Linked DNA regions of Homo sapiens: region 1 is linked to region 2. A link is a loop called in an ENCODE intact Hi-C map of the cell type or tissue named here. Cell type or tissue: HCT116. All regions are shown on one strand. Each heading gives the region's core, and the rest is flanking DNA. Links, peaks and the distances in the headings are about the cores only.

Region 1 (8,608 bases), core at 609-8,608, 70 kb after region 2:
TGGACGCCCGTGGGCATGGCCGACCTGGTGGCTCCGGAGCAAGTGAAGAAGCACTATCGCCGCGCGGTGCTGGCTGTGCACCCCGACAAGGTGAGCAGAGCTGCCAGGCGGCCGCTTGAGGCCTTCAGGGGCGGGGCGGGGGGGGGGTCCTGCCCCGCCCGCCCCCGCATGCTTATAAGAGGCGCTTACACCGCCTGTCACCCATAGGCTGCGGGGCAGCCGTACGAGCAGCACGCCAAGATGATCTTCATGGAGCTGAATGACGCCTGGTCGGAGTTTGAGAACCAGGGCTCCCGGCCCCTCTTCTGAGGCCGCAGTGGTGGTGGCTGCGCACACAGCTCCACAGGTTGGGAGCCGTCGTGGGACCTGGGTCCCCACCGTGAGGACCCCGTGGGCGACAGCAGGTGTGGCCAGGGTGGGGCTCCGAGCCCCGGGTCACCGCCCGCCCAGCGTTCCAGGCACATGAAGAGAAAGCATTCCAAAGCCTCTGATTGTTGTTTCCTTTTTCTCCTCCCGAAGGAACAGCTGATTCATGCTCCTCCCGCAATTGTCACGTCTGTGATTTATTTGGTGTTTCGGGCGTGGCCTCTGGAGCCCCGGCACGTGGTGGGCCACGCTGCTGGCGCTCATGGGCCCTGGTGTTTGCACCGCACTTTGTAATCAGTCCCGTGGTTGTCTGTACAGAATTAAACTATTTTCCGATGACTGCTGTGTCTCCAGTGTGGATCCACTCGCCCAGGTGCCGTTCACCAGCTGGGGCACAAGGCTGTGCTTCCTCAGCAACCTTGCCGTGGTTGGATTGTTGCAGGGGCCGAGTGGAGAGGAGAAGCGGGTCCCGGGGCTGCAGCGGCTCTGGGCAGCTCTTCAGGGGGCCATAGAGCCCAGCCAGGGCAAGGCCAAGGGCGGGGGCCCCTGCAGTCCCCAGACCCCCTTCCTCCCCTCGGCCCCGGGACTCCTCTCTCCTCTCCACTTGGCCCCTGCCCCTGGGCCCTGGACCTAGGAGCAAGGGTGGGCTCCACACTGCCCCTGTGCCATCCCCGCAGGGCCAAGGTGGCCTCCGGGCTGTCGGGCTGGTGGAGGACCAGGGGCCCCTGGAAGGAGAAGGTGACCATGGTGAGCCCCCACCCCACAGCAGACTCGAGGAGGCCCTGAATCATAGCCCTGAACTCACCGCCAGGCTCTTCCTGTTTTCAGAGAATAATGACTGCACGTTTGCTATGCACCCGCCACTATTTTTAGCTCTTTTAAAAAATAATGAGAAGCTAAATAGGTGCTGAGATTTTCACATCAAGGTCGTCTGGATTCCGGCTCCGGGTCTGGCCACCCCAACTCAGATGCTCCTGCTCTGGGGGCAGCTCGGGCCACGCTCCCTCTAGGCTCTCCAGCCTCAGCCCTGTGCTGTGCGGCCCCCTCCTCTCCTGCTGCCGCCCACGTCACACCCAAGCTCCAAACTAATCCCCCAGACCCCGCCCCAGACCCTTAACTCTGAAAGCTTGGGTCGCTTCTCCCCGGCCTGTGGCAAACCCAGCCACCCTGCCTGGACAAGTGAGTCCACCTCCCTCTGGCTGGCTGCACACCCTTCCTCCGTCAGGGGCCTGAGCCTCTGGTTATGTGTGGAGAGCAGCGGGTGGCCGGTCCAGGCTAGGCCGAGACTGCGGAGGATGGAGGAAGGTGTGGAGTGCAGCAGGTCACTGGTCCGGGGTAGGCTGAGATGGAGTGCATAGAATGGAGGCCAGGACGGTGGGGTCTGGGTTGCAGGACAGGAAAACCCCCATCCAGGCTGACCCAGCTCAGAAGGGAGTCTGTGGCCCCCACCTGGCCATGCTACCGCCAGAATTTCTCCTCTTCCAACCATTCAGCTCAGCATGGAGACACGCAGGTGCACAGGCATGTACAAGCCGTGCGCACACGCAGACGGCTACACAAGGTCACACACGGTGCCACCCAGACACCTGCGCACACGCAGACATGGCTGCACAGGGTCACGCACGGCGTTACCCGGACACCTGCGCACATGCAGACGGCTGCACAGGGTCACGCATGGCGCCACCCGGACACCTGCGCACACGCAGACACGGCTGCACAGGGTCACGCACGGCGCCACCCGGACACCCACACGTGAAAGGCCCAGGATGCACCATCTTCCCAGCCGGCCACTGGCCTGAGTGCTACCCACAGTCACTGAGGCTCCATTCTGCACGTGGGAGCCGGGTCTGCGGTCACCGAGCCTGTGACTATGCTCCGTCCTGCACGTGGACACAAGGTCATCCTTGCCGGGTTGTAATGCATAGACCACGTGAAGCTTGAAGAGAGACTGCACCTGTGTGACACCCCCTTGTGTGACAGCATCTTCTCGGTGACTTCACGGAGATACAAATGGCAGCGGCCAAGCAGCGATGCTCACATCACTGGTCCTGGAGGAAATGCAAGTTGGAGCCACAGCAAGATGCTGCCGCACCCACTAGGGCACCCAGTCAAGACCCACCAAGCCAAGTGTCCCCACGCATGTGGAGAAGCCCACACCCTCACGCAGTCTGGGTGGGAGCTTAAAATGGCACAACTGCTTTGGAAAACCGCTTGGCAGTCTTTTTTTTTTTTTTTTTTGAGACGGAGTCTCGCTCTGTCGCCCAGGCTGGAGTGCAGTGGCGGGATCTCGGCTCACTGCAAGCTCCGCCTCCCGGGTTCACGCCATTCTCCTGCCTCAGCCTCCCAAGTAGCTGGGACTACAGGCGCCCGCCACTACGCCCGGCTAATTTTTTGTATTTTTAGTAGAGACGGGGTTTCACCGTGTTAGCCGGGATGGTCTCGATCTCCTGACCTCGTGATCCACCCGCCTCGGCCTCCCAAAGTGCTGGGATTACAGGTGTGAGCCACCGCGCCCGGCCGGCAGTCTTTTAAAAAGCAAAATAGACGCCGGTGCGGTGGCTCACACCTGTAATCCCAACACTTCGGGAGGCGGAGGCGGAGGCAGGCGGATCACCTGAGGTCAGGAGTTGGAGACCAGCCTGACCAACATGGAGAAACCCCGTCTGTACTAAAAATACAAAATTAGCCGGGCATGGTGGCACACACCTGTAGTCCCAGCTACTCGGGAGGCTGAGGCAGGAGAATCGCTTGAACCTTGAGAGGCGGAGGTTGCAGTGAGCCGAGATCGCGCCATTGCACTCTAGCCTGAGCAACAAGAGCAAAACTCCATGTCAAAAAGAAAAAAAAAAAGCAAAATAGAAATTTCGTACACAGTTTAGCAATCTGCTCCTAGGTGTTGACCCAAGAGAAATGAAAGAGCAAGGCCACACAGACGTGTTCAGGAACAACCCATGATCCACGCACAGCTGGACATACGAAGGAGCTGTGTGCGTCCACGCCACGGGGTCCTGCTCAGCATGGAGAGGGGTGAGCTGCTGGTGTGACGGCGCCACGGGGTCCTGCTCAGCATGGAGAGGGGTGAGCTGCTGGTGTGACGGCGCCACGGGGTCCTGCTCAGCATGGAGAGGGGTGAGCTGCTGGTGTGACGGCGCCACGGGGTCCTGCTCAGCATGGAGAGGGGTGAGCTGCTGGTGTGACTGCAGCACAGGGCATGCCCAGGTGTGTTAGTCTGTTCTCACACTGCTATAAACACATATCTCAGACAGGGTGATTTATAAAGAAAAGAGGATTAATGGACTCACAGTTCCACATAGCTGGGGAGGCCTCATGAAAGTTACAATCATGGCGGAAGGCGAAGGGGAAGCAGGCACGTCTTAGCTGGTGGGAGGAGGGAGAGCGAGTGAGTAAAAGGGGAAAGTGCTGCACGCTTCCAAACAAGCAGATCTTGTGAGAACTCACTATCCGGAGAATAGCAAGGGGAAGTCTGCCCCAGGATCTAGTCACCCCCCAGCAGGCCCCTCCCCTGACATGTGGCGATTACAGTTTGGCAGGAGATTTGGGTGGGGACACAGATCCAAACCATACTGTCAGAAGAGCAGCAAGCTCAGTAAATGGGGCCAGATCAAAAGGAGGGAGGTAGTGAACGACTCCATTCGTGTAAAATTCCAGCAAATGTGAAGTCCGCGACAGGCCAGCAGCAGATCCGTGGCTGGCGGGTGTGGGCGGAGGAGGATGTGCTGGCTTCAGGCAAGCACGCGTCAAATGCCTCAAACTGTGCTCCTCAAACGTGTGCAGATTGCATTTCTGTCCTGCGGGGGCTCAGACCCTCAATAGTAAGCTCCAGTGGGTTAAGCAGGCTGCTTTCCAGGTGGCCCGTGACACCCCCCCATCCCCCAGATGTCCAGCTGCCCTCAGGCCACCTCCCTGGGCTCCCATGGGCCTCCTCTCCCTGTGCCCCCAGGGAGCTCCAGGGCTCTGAGGAAGGCCAACCCCAGAGGTGTGGGCATCTGCCCCAAGATGGAGGCCCCCCCCAACTCTGTGGGCCTCCAAGTGGGAGGACTTGGCTGCAAGGAGATGAGGGGGGCACTGAGTCATGCAGGAGGCCAGTGTGGCTGGAATGAGGTTCAGATCTGGGGGAGGGGCTGATTTTGTCCCTGAGCTGCTTTTAGCAGAAAAGCTGAGTGCTGAGGTCAGCTGAGGCTGAAGTCCTGCTTATGTCTTCATCTCCAGGAGCTCATCCCCGCTCCTGCACTGTGGCCATAGCTCCAGGCAGCCGCGCGCCGACCCCACCCACAGGCCTGGGTGGAGCTGAAGGTCTAAGCCCCATGCCAGACCCTCATCCAGGCAGCGACCCCTGGGCACAGGGGGCATGGCAGGGACACCGATTTCCTCCTCCTTCTGTCAGTTTGGACAAAGATTCCAGGGCCACAGACCACCGTCTGGCCGCCCCAAACTGCTTTCTCCAAAAGGGCTTGCCCCAAAGCTTTGCCCACCGAGTCCTGGAGCTGCTGAGCGTCCTGCCGGGCCTCACCTTAGGTAAGAAACAGCAGCAGCCTCAGCAGCTGGCTGTTCTCACCTTCACTACCTCCAGGAGCTCTGAGGAAAAGCACAGCAACCCAAGGGCAGGGGGAGGCTGTGCTGCCAGTTGGGGGTGGCCCCTGTGCGCATACCAGCATCAGAGCCCCTTCAGATGGGGTGGGAACCTGCCCCCAGCCCCAGGTGTGCCGGGCAGTCATGCGCAAGCTGAGGATGCTGGTCTCAGGTCTAGGGCACCCCCTTTGTGGAAGAGGCTGCAGACCCCGTAGATGTCATGGGCCTCAGATTAGGATAGAGGGGGCTTCCGGTTGGTCTAATGACTGGAGAAGGGCCCAGAAGAGGCAGGTCCATGCGGCACAGCCCCCACATTCTGGCCTTGGCACTTCCCCAAGATCAAACTCCAAGTCCCTGCTGCCAGCCCCCTCAGCTGCTGATGTGGTTGGCTCTGTATCCCCATCCGAATCTCATCTCGAATTGTAATCCCCACATGTTGAGGGAGGGAGGTGATTGGATCCTGGGGGTGGTTTCCCCCTGGTGAGTGAGTGCTCACAAGATCTGGCTGTTTGATAAGTGTGAGGCTCTTCTCTCTTTGTGCAGTCTCTCCTGTCGCCTTGTGAGGAAGTGCCTGCTTCCCCTTCCACCATGATTGTAAGTTTCCTGAGACCTACCCAGCCATGGGGAACTGTGAGTCAATTAAATCTCTTTCCTTTATAAATCACCCAGTCTTGGGTATTTCTTTTTTTTTTGAGACGGACTCTCGCTCTGTCCCCCAGGCTGGAGTGCAGTGGTGCAATCTCAGCTCACTGCAAGCTCTGCCTCCCAGGTTCATGCCATTCTCCTGCCTCAGCCTCCCGAGTAGCTGGGACTACAGGCACCCGCCACCACGCCCACCAAATTTTTTGTATTTTTAGTAGAGATGGGTTTCACCATGTTAGCCAGGATGGTCTCGATCTCCTGACCTCGTGATCTGCCCACCTCAGCCTCCCAAAGTGCTGGGATTACAGGATTGCAGGCGTGAGCCACCATGCCCGACCTTTATTTATTTATTTATTTATTTATTTTTTAAGATGTAATCTTGACCTGTCGCTCAGGCTGGAGTCAGTGGAGCAATCTCGGCTCACTGCAACCTCCGCCTCCCAGGTTCAAGTGATTCTTCTGTCTCAGCCTCCTGAGTAGCTGGGATTACAGGCACACGCCACCATGCCCGGCTAATTTTTTTTTTTTTTTTTTTGTATTTTTAGTAGAGATGGGGTTTCACCATATTGGCCAGGCTGGTCTTGAACTCCTGAGATTGTGGTCTGCCCGCCTCAGCCTCCCACAGTGCTAGGATTACAGGCATGAGCCACCGCACCCGGCCTTGGGTATTTCTTTATAGCAGTGTGAGAAGAGACTGATAGAGCTGCATATCCAGAGACCCTGGCTACGCCCAGACTCCTTTCCTGGGCCAAGTAGAGGGGTTGCTGTGGTTCCTGCTGCAACTCTGCCAACCCCCAGCCCAGGAAACCTCACCTCCGTCCAGATGTCCCACTGGCCTCACTTCAGGCTTTGCTCTGGGAAGGCGCCTGGGGACCTGTCACCACCACCTGCTCTGCTCGGTGCTGAAACGCTAGGATCATCCATGAGGCATGAACAGCAGTCCCCATGGGGCCCTCACATCACAGCCAAGTCACATTGTCCATGCTTGCTGGGAAGCCTTGATGGAGTGACAGGGACCAGACTAAAAAACTCAACAAAATGTGCAAAACCATTTGTTTTTGTTTTTGAGATGGAGTCTCACTCTGTCCCCCAGGCTGGAGTGCAGTGACGTGATCTCAGCTGACTGCAACCTCTGCCTCCCGGGCTCAGGTGATTCTCCTGCCTCAGCCACCTGAGTAGCTAGGATTACAGGCATGTGCCACCACACCCGGCTAATTTTTGTATATTTGGTAGAGACAGGGGTTCCACCATGCTGGCCAGGCTGGTCTTGAGCTCCTGATCTCAAGTGATCCACCCACCTCAGCCTCCCAGCGCGCTGGGATTACAGGCCTGAGCCACTGCGCCCAGCCAAAACAATTGTTTTTGGACCTTGAGGAGCATGCAGCATAGAACAGGGGCCCTGAGAAGAGGGAGACACACATTCCTGGCTCGCTGCTGAGGCCACTGTGGCATGGGACAGTGGCCCTGAGGGGAGCAGAAGGAGGTCAGAGTTCAGGGGTCCTGAAGCAGAGCCCAGCCAGGAGTGATCTCTGGGGAGAAGGAACCCTGAAAATCTTCCTTGGCCTCCCCTATGTTGCTAAGTACTGGGATATAGGATGTAAAACCCTACAAAGTCAGGCAGGAAGACTGGGAGTTGGGAGCTGAACAGTCCACAGGAAATGAAAATGACACCAGATGGGAACACCATCTACATTAGGGACCCAGAGGGCTGGAAGTATGAATATGTTGGTAAATAAGACCCTTTACTCATTTTAACATTTATTTCTATAATAATTGTGCCTCACTGTAATCCCAACACTTTGGGAGACTGAGGCAAGAGGATCTCTTGAGCCCAGGAGTTTGAGACCAGCCTGGGCAACATAGCAAGACCCCATCTCTAAAAAATAATAATTAGTTGGGCATGGAGACGGCACCTGTAGTCCCAGCTACTGGGGAGGCTGAGGCAGGAGAATCGCTTGAGCTTGGGAGGTTGAAGCTGCAGTGGGTCATGACCGCACCACTGCAGTCCAGCTTGGGTAACAGAGCAAGACTCCATCTCAGAAAAAACAATAGTAATTTTAAAAATAATAAAAATAATTGTTAAGGCTAAAACAATAACAATGCATGGTGGGGCTTATGGCATACCTAGAAGTAAATTATCATGAGCTTCTTAATTTACAGAGGTGTGTGTTACTCAGAGGCTGGTGGAGATGAGATACACTGCACGTCACAAACCCTGGAGGGACCTGTGAAACTGAAACAGATGTTGCTGGTAACACAACAGAGGACAAAAACATGGACTCCTTAAAGATAGTCAACCAATCCAAAAGAAATCAGGAAAAGAAAAAAACAAGGAACAAAGAATAAATGAAAAAAATACAAAACAAATAGCAAGGTAGTATACATAAATTAAAATGTAAAAATTCCAAATTAAAGGCAGATATTTTCAGACTGAATAAAGGGCAATATTCAGCTATATACTGTGTATATAAATCCACTTTACATATAAAGACACGTATAGATTAAATGTGACAAGATGGAAATAATACAACATACAAACATTGATTATAATTAAGCTGATGTGGCCATACTAACATTAGACAAAGCAGACTTCAGAACAAGGAATATTAACAGAGAAAAAGAAAAGCAGCCCATAATGGATACAGGGTTCTATGTATTAAGAAAATATAGGCCGGGTGCGGTGGCTCACGCCTGTAATCCCAGCACTTTGGGAGGCCGAGGTGGGCGGATCACGAGGTCAGGAGATCGAGACCATCCTGGCTAACATGGTGAAACCCCATCTCTACTAAAAATACAAAAAATTATCTGGGTGTGGTGGTGGGCACCTGTAGTCCCAGCTACTTGGGAGGCTGAGGCAGGAGAATGGCGTGAACCCAGGAGGCAGAGCTGGCAGTGAGCCGAGATCACGCCACTGCACTCCAGCCTGGGTGACAGAGAGAGACTCCATCTCAAAAAAAATAAATAAATAAATAAAAAAGAGAAAAGAAAATATAATGTTCCCAAATATGTA
Region 2 (9,517 bases), core at 791-8,790:
GGTGTTTGTAGTCTAGCTGAGACAGACGGTAAACAGGTATCCGAGTAGTGTGTGATGTAATGTTAGATATCAGAAAGTGTCAGGAAAAAGGAACAAGTTAATAAAGAGTGGCTGGGATGGGCAGGTGCATTAGGGAAGGCATCGCAGAAGCGGTGAGGAGCAGCTCCTGAGGGACGCAAGGGAGCAAGCCAGGAGGTGCCCAGGGTCAGGGGCCCCTTCCAGGCCTGTGGTGTGTGGGAAGGCCCTGGGCAGGAATGGGCCTGCTGCGTTTGAGGAAGAGCAGTTGTGTCAATGTGGTGGCTTGGAACCAAATGCGGGGTGCGGCTGGAGAGGAGGAGGCTGGGGAGGCACCCAGAGACCTGTGGCCCTGCTAAGGTCATGCGGCACTGAAGGCCTTTGGAGCCTTCTGTCTTTCTAAGGTCATGGGGCGCTGAGGCCCTTGGAGCCTTCTGTCCTGCTAAGGTCATGGGGTGCTGAGGCCTTTGGAGCCTTCTGTCTTTCTAAGGTCATGCGGCACTGAGGCCTTTGGAGCCTTCTGTCTTTCTAAGGTCATGGGGCGCTGAGGCCTTTGGAGCCTTCTGTCCTGCTAAGGTCATGCAACACTGAGACCTTTGGAGCCTTCTGTCCTGCTAAGGTCATGCGGCGCTGAGGCCTTTGGAGCCTTCTGTCCTGCTAAGGTCATGGGGCGCTGAGGCCTTTGGAGCCTTCTGTCTTTCTAAGGTCATGCGGCACTGAGGCCTTTGGAGCCTTCTGTCTTTCTAAGGTCATGCGGCACTGAGGCCTTTGGAGCCTTCTGTCTTTCTAAGGTCATGGGGCACTGAGGCCTTTGGAGCCTTCTGTCTTTCTAAGGTCATGGGGCACTGAGGCCTTTGGAGCCTTCTGTCTTTCTAAGGTCATGGGGCGCTGAGGCCTTTGGAGCCTTCTGTCTTTCTAAGGTCATGGGGTGCTGAGGCCTTTGGAGCCTTCTGCCTTTCTAAGGTCATGCGGCGCTGAGGCCTTTGGAGCCTTCTGCCTTTCTAAGGTCATGGGGCGCTGAGGCCTTTGGAGCCTTCTGTCTTTCCAGTCATGGCATCTGAAAATGAGAGGAGTTTTAGTTCCTCCTTTTTTTTGTGTTTAATATATTTTTTAATTGACAGATAAAATTGATGTCTTTGTCATGTACGCTATGATGTTTTGAAGTATATATGCATCGTGGAATGACCACATCTAGCTAGTTAACACATGTACTGCATCATAGTTGTCAGTTTTGGGGCATTTTTCAGAATGTAATCTGTCGTTAGTAACTGTATAGTCACCGTGTTGTACAGTGGATCTCTTGAGCTTATTCTTCCTAGCTAACTGAAGTTTTGTCTTTCGTTAGTTTTTCCTTTTTGATCTTTATGCCTTTTATTAATTTTCCTAGCTTTCTTGCATTAACTCGAATCTCCAGTAAAATGTTGGCTTACAGTGCTGAGAGCAGACATCTTGCCTTGTTTCTGATCTTAGGAAGAAAACACGATTAAGTCTTATGTTAGAAGTCAGTTTTTTGTAGTTGTTGTTTCTAAATTTTGTTGGTGATCCAGTGTTCCCTATTCTGCTAATGTTGTTTACTACAGTGATTGATTTTTTAATGTTACACCAACCTTGCATTCCTGGGATGAATACCACCTGGTCATGATGTAGTATCCTTATTATGTTTTGCTGGAATCAATTTGCCAGTATTTTCTTGAGGATTTTTTGTGTCTATGGTAATGAGTGATCTCTTTCCTTAATTTGGTATTTATACCCTTCTTTGGTTAGTGTTATGCTAACTTCAAGCAATGAGCTGGGAACCCTTCTCCTCTATCTAATGAAAGACTTTATAAGCTTGTTGTGATTTCTTCCTTAAGTGTTTGATGTAATTTAGCAGTGGAGCCATCTGTTTTCTATTTTCTATTTCATGGATTTCCATTTACTTCCTTTCATCTGTGTTTTTCCTCACAGATTTATTTATTATTTAAATATTTTAACAGTTGAGATAAAAATGAGATATACAGGCTGCATGTTTTAAATGTTTCGGCACATGTCATGTATGTATGTGTGTGTCACACACTGTATCTGCCACGCTAATCAAGGCAGCAAACATGTGCGTCAGCGCCACGGTCTCCCTCCTCCCCACGGTAACCCTTCGCCCTGCTTTCCTGTTCCCATCCCAGGAAACCACTGATTGGCCTTCTGTTACTATAGATTCATTTGCATTTTCTAGAGTTTTCTGTACACTAACTGTATGTGTATATGTACTCTCTTTTTTTGGCCTGGCATTGGCCTTCTGTTACTATAGATCCATTTGTGTTTTCTAGAGTTTTCTGTACACTGACTGTATGTGTATATGTACTCTCTTTTTTTGGCATGGCATTGGCCTTCTGTTACTATAGATCCATTTGTGTTTTCTGGAGTTTTCTGTACACTGACTGTATGTGTGTGTATGTACTCTCTTTTTTTGGCCTGGCATTGGCCTTCTGTTACTATAGATTCATTTGCATTTTCTAGAGTTTTCTGTACACTAACTGTATGTGTGTGTATGTACTCTCTTTTTTTGGCCTGGCATTGGCCTTCTGTTACCATAGATCCATTTGCGTTTTCTGGAGTTTTCTGTACACTGACTGTATGTGTGTATGTACTCTCTTTTTTTGGCCTGGTCGTTTGTGTTTTCTGGAGTTTTCTGTACATTGACTGTATGTATGTGTATGTACTCTTTTTTCGCCTGGCATCTTTTACTCGGCATACTGCCTTTTCGTGTGTTATTCATGTTGTTGCATGTAACAGCAGTTTCCTCCTTTTTATTGCTAGGTAGTGTTAGAGGTGTGGGTAATTTGTTCATTCACCTGTTGATGGACATTTGGGTTGCTTCCATTTTTAGGCTATTGCACATGAAGCTGCTGTGTAGAAGTCTCTTTACGCACATGTGCCTTCATTTTTCTTGGGTAAATACACAGCAGCGTAATGTCAGGGCTGTATTGTTGATTTATGTTCACCTTTTTAAGAAATCGCCAACATGTTTTCCAGAGTGATTGTACCATTTTCCATTTCCAAAAGCTGTGCATAAGCATTCCAGTCGCTCCACATCCTCAGCGACACTTGGTCTGGGCGGTTTTTAAATGTCAAGTATTCTGCTAGGTATGGGGTCCTATCTTCGCGGTTTAAGTCTGCATTTCTCTAATGGGCAGTGGTGGGACACGTTGTGTACTTGTCACAAGTATATCTTTGGTGATGTGTCTATTCATATCTTTTGCACATTAAAAATTTTGTTGTTTTCTGGGCGTGGTGGCTCACACCTGTAGTCCCAGCACTTTGGGAGGCTAGACCCGCCTGGGCAACTTGGCGAAACCTCGTCTCTTCAAAGAATAAAAAAATTAGCCGGGTGTGGTGACGCATGCCTGTAGTCCCAGCTTCTTGGGAAGCTGAGGTGGGAGGATCACTTGAGCCCAGATGTCGAGGCAGTGGGTTGTGATAGTGCCACTGCACTCCATCCTGGTGACAGAGTAGGACCCTGTCTCAGAAGAAAAAAAAATTGTTGTTACTTGGATTTTTAAAATATTTTCTCGATAGAAGTCCTTTATTAGGTATATGATTTGCAAAACTTAGTAGTGATTTATCTTTTCATCCTCTGACCAGTTTTCAAAAAGCAGAAATTCCTGAAGTCCATTTATCATTATTTTTCTTTTATGGGTCCTGCTTTTGTGCTTATATCTAAAAAATCACTGCCTAACCTTGGGCATGTGGAAGCACAGTTGGTTTTTGTATGTTGCCCTTATATCCAACAACCATCCTGAATGCGTTTGTTATGGTAGCTTTTCTTTAGTAGATTTCACCAGATTTTCTGCATAGATAATCATGTCACCTGCAGATAAAAATAATTTTACTCCTTTTTTCATCTGGATGCCTTTTATTTCTTTTTCTTGACTGATGGCACCGGCGAGAACTTCCTCACAGTGTCGACCATCAGTGGTGAGAACAAGGATCCCCGCCTCCTTCCTGATCTCAGAAGGGAGGATTCGACATTGCACCACGAAATGCAGTGTTCCTGTTGGTCTCTCACAGATGCCGTCTATCAGGCTGGGGAGGTTTCTTTCTGTCCTCGTTTGCTGAGAGTTTTAAATTTCATGATGTAGTTTTTCCACTGCAGAAACCTAAAAGAAAACTAAGCAAATTAGACCCCAAAACAATAGAATTAAATTGATTTTCAAATGTTAAACCAACTCTGCTCCTGATGTCTTGGTGGGCTTGGTTTGCTGTTTTATGAAGAATTCTTGGGTCCACATTCGTGAGTGATGTTGGTGTGTATTCTCTTTTATGTCTTTTCCTCTTTTGGGCGTCGGGGAAGGAGGTCCCCTCTCTTGTTCTGGGTATTGGTGATCTGTCCTCTCTCTCTGGATCAGTCTGTCTAGAATTTATCAGTCTCGTTGGTCTTTGGAGAACTGCTTGTGGTTTTGTTTTTCCTTCTATTGACCTCTGTTCTTAGGTTATTCCTGTCTGTCTCTGGAGTAGAGGAAGTGAAAGGCAGTGGTGTATGCACTGGGGCCGCGCACGCTGGGGCTGAGTGCGGGGGGCCATGTACGCTGGGGCTGAGTGCACGGGGCCGTGTATGCTGGGGCTGTGTGTGTGGGGCCGTGTATACTGGGGCTGTGTGTGTGGGGCCGTGCACGCTGGGGCTGAGTGCGGGGGGCCGTGTACGCTGGGGCTGTGTGTGTGGGGCCGTGCACGCTGGGACTGTGTGTGTTGGCCGTGTGCGCTGGGGCTGTGTGTGTTGGGGGCCGTGTGCGCTGGGGCTGTGTGTGTTGGGGGCCGTGTACGCTGGACCTGTGTGTGTGTGGGGCCGTGTACGCTGGGGCTGTGTGTGTTGGGGGCCGTATATGCTGGGGCTGTGTGTGTGTGGGGCCGTGCACGCTGGGGCTGTGTGTGTGTGTGGGGCCGTGCATGCTGGAGCTATCTGTGTTGGGGGCCGTGTACGTTGGGGCTGTGTGTGTATGGGGCCGTGCACACTGGGGCTGTGTGTGTTGGGGGCCGTGTATGCTGGGGCTGTGTGTGGGGCCTTGCACGCTGGGGCTGAGTGCGGGGGGCCGTGTATGCTGGGGCTCTGTGTGTTGGGGGTGGGGCTGTGCACGCTGGGGCTGTGTGTGTGGGGCCGTGCACGCTAGGGCTGAGTGCGGGGGGCCGTGTACGCTGGGGCTATGTGTGTGGGGCCGTGCACCCTGGGGCTGTGTGTGGGGGGCCGTGCACGCTGGGGCTGTGTGTGTGTGGCCGTGCACGCTGGGGCTGTGTGTGTGTGGGGCCGTGCACGCTGGGGCTGTGTGTGTGTGGGGCCGTGCACACTGGGGCTGTGTGTGTGGGGGCCGTGCACGCTGGGGCTGTGTGTGTGTGGGGCTCTGTGTGTGGGGCCGTGCATGCTGGGGCTGTGTGTGTGGGGGCCGTGCACGCTGGGGCTGTGTTTGTGTGGGGCCGGGCACGCTGAGGCTGTGTGTGTGGGGCCTTGTACTCTGGGGCTGTGTGTGTGTGTGGCCGTGCACGCTGGGGCTGTGTGTGTGGGGGGGGGCCGTGCACGCTGGGGCTGTGTGTGTGGGGGCTGTGCACGCTGGGGCTGTGTATGTGTGGGGCCGTGCACGCTGGGGCTGTGTGTGTGGGGGCCGTGCACGCTGGGGCTGTGTGTGTGGGGCCGTGCACGCTGGGGCTGTGTGTGTGGGGCCGTGCACGCTGGGGCTGTGTGTGTGTGGGGGCCGTGCACGCTGGGGCTGTGTGTGTGGGGCCGTGCACGCTGGGGCTGTGTGTGTGGGGCCGTGCACGCTGGGGCTGTGTGTGTGGGGGCCGTGCACGCTGGGGCTGTGTGTGTGTGGGGCCGTGCACGCTGGGGCTGTGTGTGTGTGTGGGGCCGTGCACGCTGGGGCTGTGTGTGTGTGGGGGGGCCGTGCACGCTGGGGCTGTGTGTGTGGGGGCATGTATGCTGGGGCTGTGTTTGCGGGGGGCGTGTACGCTGGGGCCATTATGTTTTGTAGAAAACTGCTGGCCACGCCACAAGTCAATTTGTATTTTACTTAGTGAAGGTATTTTTAAAGCCTGATATGTTAAATAAAATCATAGCATTGAACTGACAAGTCTTTTTAATTTTCAGGAGGGTTTGCATTTGTGTATGAAGCTCAAGATGTGGGGAGTGGCAGAGAGTATGCATTAAAGGTAATGAACCATTTAACGCCTTCTCTGGATTTCTGACGTATGTAAAGGGACTGTCTGGTGACAGTCTTTTCAGGGATGCGTCCCTGTTACGTACTTTGTTTCCTTTTACAGCCTGGACATACTTGTCCCTTTTGCTTCTGCTGAATCTCAGCAGCCTTGGGCACTGCAGGAGCCTTGGTCTCCAGCTTTGGGCTTCACACTCCTGTGGCCCTGCCTGCCCTGTGGCAGGGGCTGTGCTGGGGGTGACCTCATGGTGGGGTCATGCCCTCTTGGCCTCCATGTGCCAAAATAAGGGCTCTATGAATACAAGGAGTTTAAAAGCTGCTTGTAAAAAATATTTGTTGCTAGCATTTCTGTAAATAGGGGTCACTGTGGGAGGGTCTGTACTGTGCAGTTTTGTCCTGAGACGTAAGAAGGCCCCATTTGCTGTCACCACGCTGGGCACCAGGGTGGCCCCGCCTTTGAGAGTGGGCATGAGTGGGCCTGTTGTCGTGGTCTGCACGCCTGCTGCCCCCGTGTCTGCAGAGCATTGCCGCTCTTCCTTCTTGTCTGTCTCATTTTACTCTGGCCCATTTGGGGAAAGGCTCCTGCTTTTGACTTTTCTTGTGTCCTTGCATCACAAAGATCTTTTGAGGGTCTTGAACCCCCAGCACGTTTTTACAGGGGTCAGAGGTGGAGACACACGAAACGGGGGGAGCTGTATTAGACACATTGCATTGCTCTGTTGCGTGCTTATGTCTGAGATGATGCATCGGGTGGAGTAGGAAGGTAAACTTGCTTTCATCTTTTGTGTGTGCTGTTTCCTGATACAGAGGCTATTATCCAATGAAGAGGAAAAGAACAGAGCCATCATTCAAGAAGTTTGCTTCATGGTATCCTTTTCCTGGAACCAGGAGCCAGCACGGTGGCTTTGGCAGGCACAGGCCTGCGTCAAGCTGTGACCGCCAGTGGCCAAGAGGCTGCTCCGTGACGTTGTCTTTCATGTGTTAAAATCGGCTTTTTGCTTTTACCAAACCTAGTTGTAGGCGACTTCTAGGAAGAAGCAGTTTTTTCTGTTTTTTTTTTACTGCCAGGGTAATAGTAGAAGATTCAGAAGTGTTGGGAATGAAGTTGTTCCTACCCAAGAGGTCTCCCTGCCCAGTGGATGGGCTGGTTACCACAGGGGGCCCTTGCCCGGCCCGGCCCCCTCAGCTCCTCCGGAGACCTGGCTGAGAGCCGTGCAGATGGCCTGGCTCCCACAGGCCCCGATGTGGCTTCTCAGCCGCCCCTCTCGTCCCTTCTCAGGCTGTCCCAGCATGACTGGGCGGGGCATCTCCCGGCGCTGACAGAGGATCTGGGGGCTGCACTCCCTGTCCACTGCCACATGTCCCTCCTGAGCCTGGAGTCTTCGGCCCTGGCTGCCCTCAGACTCTGCCTCTCTTTCCTCTCCTAGCTCTGTTCACTCGGAGAGCCCGCCGGCTGCCTGAGTGTGGGTTCGGGTGGACACAGCCACGCCGCAGCCTCCCTGCGCACAGCCCCCTGAGGGCCCTGCCTCCTCCTGCCACGCGCGGGATGGACTTTGGTGTCGCTGTGGTCAGGTGTGTGTGGCCGGTGTGCCTGCCTTTGTCCCCGCCCTCTCCTGCAGCTCCTCCTGCCTCTGTCTGCCTTTCTCTCGGTCGTCCACTGCTCTCTCCCTCATCTTCCGCTCTGACGTCTAAAATTGTAAGGGTTCGATTCAAGTATTCTGACTTCAGTGTGTTAATATTGTCTACATTTATTTTGAAGTGCACAGAACTGTGGACATGGTTATGTACGTTCTCCTTTAACAAGACAACTGCAGAAAAAGCTTTCCGGCCACCCGAACATTGTCCAGTTTTGTTCTGCAGCGTCTATAGGAAAAGAGGAGTCAGACACGGGGCAGGCTGAGTTCCTCTTGCTCACAGAGCTCTGTAAAGGTAACGTCCTGTGAAGGCCGGCTTGGTGCCATCTAACCCAGCAGAGGCCGGCTTGATGCCTCCTAACCCAGCTGCATGGCTGTGAAACATGCCCGGCATCTTCTCTCAAGCTGTGTTGGTCTTAGCGGGAAGCGCGGGCAGCTCTCTGACAGTAGTTCTGTGAGAGGCCCACGCTGACGCCCAGTGAGCTTCCCACTGTCCCGGTGGGCCACCTGCATCGTCTCCTCGTGGAGCTGCGGGCAGCCAGAGAGCCGGGCTCCCATCCTGCCTGTCTCCAGTGGCAGCACGGGGTAGAGCGTGGTGGCCTTCCGTGAGTGGTGTTTAGCAGGGGTGGAGGAGCGTCTGTCCTTCTCAGGGCTCTGGGGTCCCTGTGGGGTGGAGCGTGGTGGCCTTCCATGAGCGGTGTTGAGCAGGGTGGAGGAGTGCTGCTGTCCGTCCTTGTCAGGGGCTCTGGGGTCCTGGCAAGGAGAAGAGAGGCCGCAGAGGTGGACAACTCCAGGTCCCTCTGTGGGTGCCCAGCCTCATCAGGGTTGAGCCCAGGAAGATGGCACAACGACTCCATGGTCCGTTTGTCAGGACAGGAAGAGAGGCCGGTGGGTTGGGGTGGTGCTTTCGGAGAGTTCTAGGGGCAGAGTGGTCTGTGTGAGTGACTGCGGGGGATGTCGTGTTGGTGTCACCGGAGCCCACGCTGACTGGCCGGAGACCTGGCCTGACCCTGCTGAGCCTCAGGCTGTGTCTGCAAAGGGGAAACAAGACCTGTGCCTCAGAGGGCGGCTCCACCCCCAGCCCTGCCTCGTGCCGATGCCCTCCAGAACTCCTGTGCCAGGTGACGAGGGGAAGTCGAGCACTCGGGGAGGCCTCAGAGCTGTGGCCTGGCCGGTGAGGGGGTGGTGACACTAGTGACCCCTGCGTCTGTCCCCCAGGCAGGGAGAGAGGGGAGAGGAGAGGCCGGGAGCAGCAGGGGAGACTGAGGCAGGGAGTCCCACAGAAGGAAGCCTGTGGGGAGGGCACCTGTAGCCGCGTGAGATCTGTCGTCCACAAGCCAGCCCCTGCTCAGCAGCCAGGAGGAGCTGTTCCCGCAGGCCGGCTAGCGCAGGCCTGAAGGGACAGGTAGGGGTGGGGCAGCAGGTTAGCAGAGAGGGCAGCAGGAGGGGCATGTGTCCAGAAATGGAGGGCGAGCAAGGGGGTTCTGAGCTGAGGGGGGACCCCTGCACTGAGCAGGGCCCTGAGCGTCGTGGAAGGGGCCCTGTGCTTAGTGGAGGGGGGACTGCACTTAGTGGGATGGGGGCATCCCGTGCTTTGTGGGGGGCCTGCATTTAGTTGGGGGGGCCCTGAGCTTCATGGAGGGGGACTGCACTTAGCGGGGGGCTCTGTACTGCTGAGGGCTGAGGGTAGGT

Evidence for each region. Peaks named below come from ENCODE experiments on the same cell type or tissue, not always from the same donor. Only the 100,000 strongest peaks of a DNase experiment are listed, where the experiment ranks them.
Region 1: a loop joins it to region 2, with 2.0 times the contacts of the local background. A loop is called at or near these places in 2 of 110 quality-filtered maps.

The regions. Positions count from the first base shown.
Region 1 is chr4:841,374-849,981 of GRCh38, reverse strand. It overlaps GAK (cyclin G associated kinase), which reads left to right. Exons shown (of 28, transcript NM_005255.4): 27 at 1-90; 28 at 208-705. The coding sequence ends at 309. It overlaps LOC105374340 (a long non-coding RNA gene), which reads left to right and starts at 3,161. Exons shown (of 4, transcript XR_925033.3): 1 at 3,161-3,585; 2 at 4,597-4,902; 3 at 5,500-5,550; 4 at 7,759-8,608. In HCT116, for the core only: no CTCF peak of the experiment used is centred there; no DNase peak of the experiment used is centred there.
Region 2 is chr4:910,276-919,792 of GRCh38, reverse strand. It overlaps GAK (cyclin G associated kinase), which reads left to right. Exons shown (of 28, transcript NM_005255.4): 2 at 6,125-6,186; 3 at 6,999-7,058; 4 at 8,006-8,120. Among named protein-coding and RNA genes, the nearest start is that of GAK, 17 kb to the left of the region's middle. RefSeq lists silencers at 4,486-4,665, 7,090-7,248 and enhancers at 6,093-6,998, 6,999-7,904. In HCT116, for the core only: no CTCF peak of the experiment used is centred there; no DNase peak of the experiment used is centred there.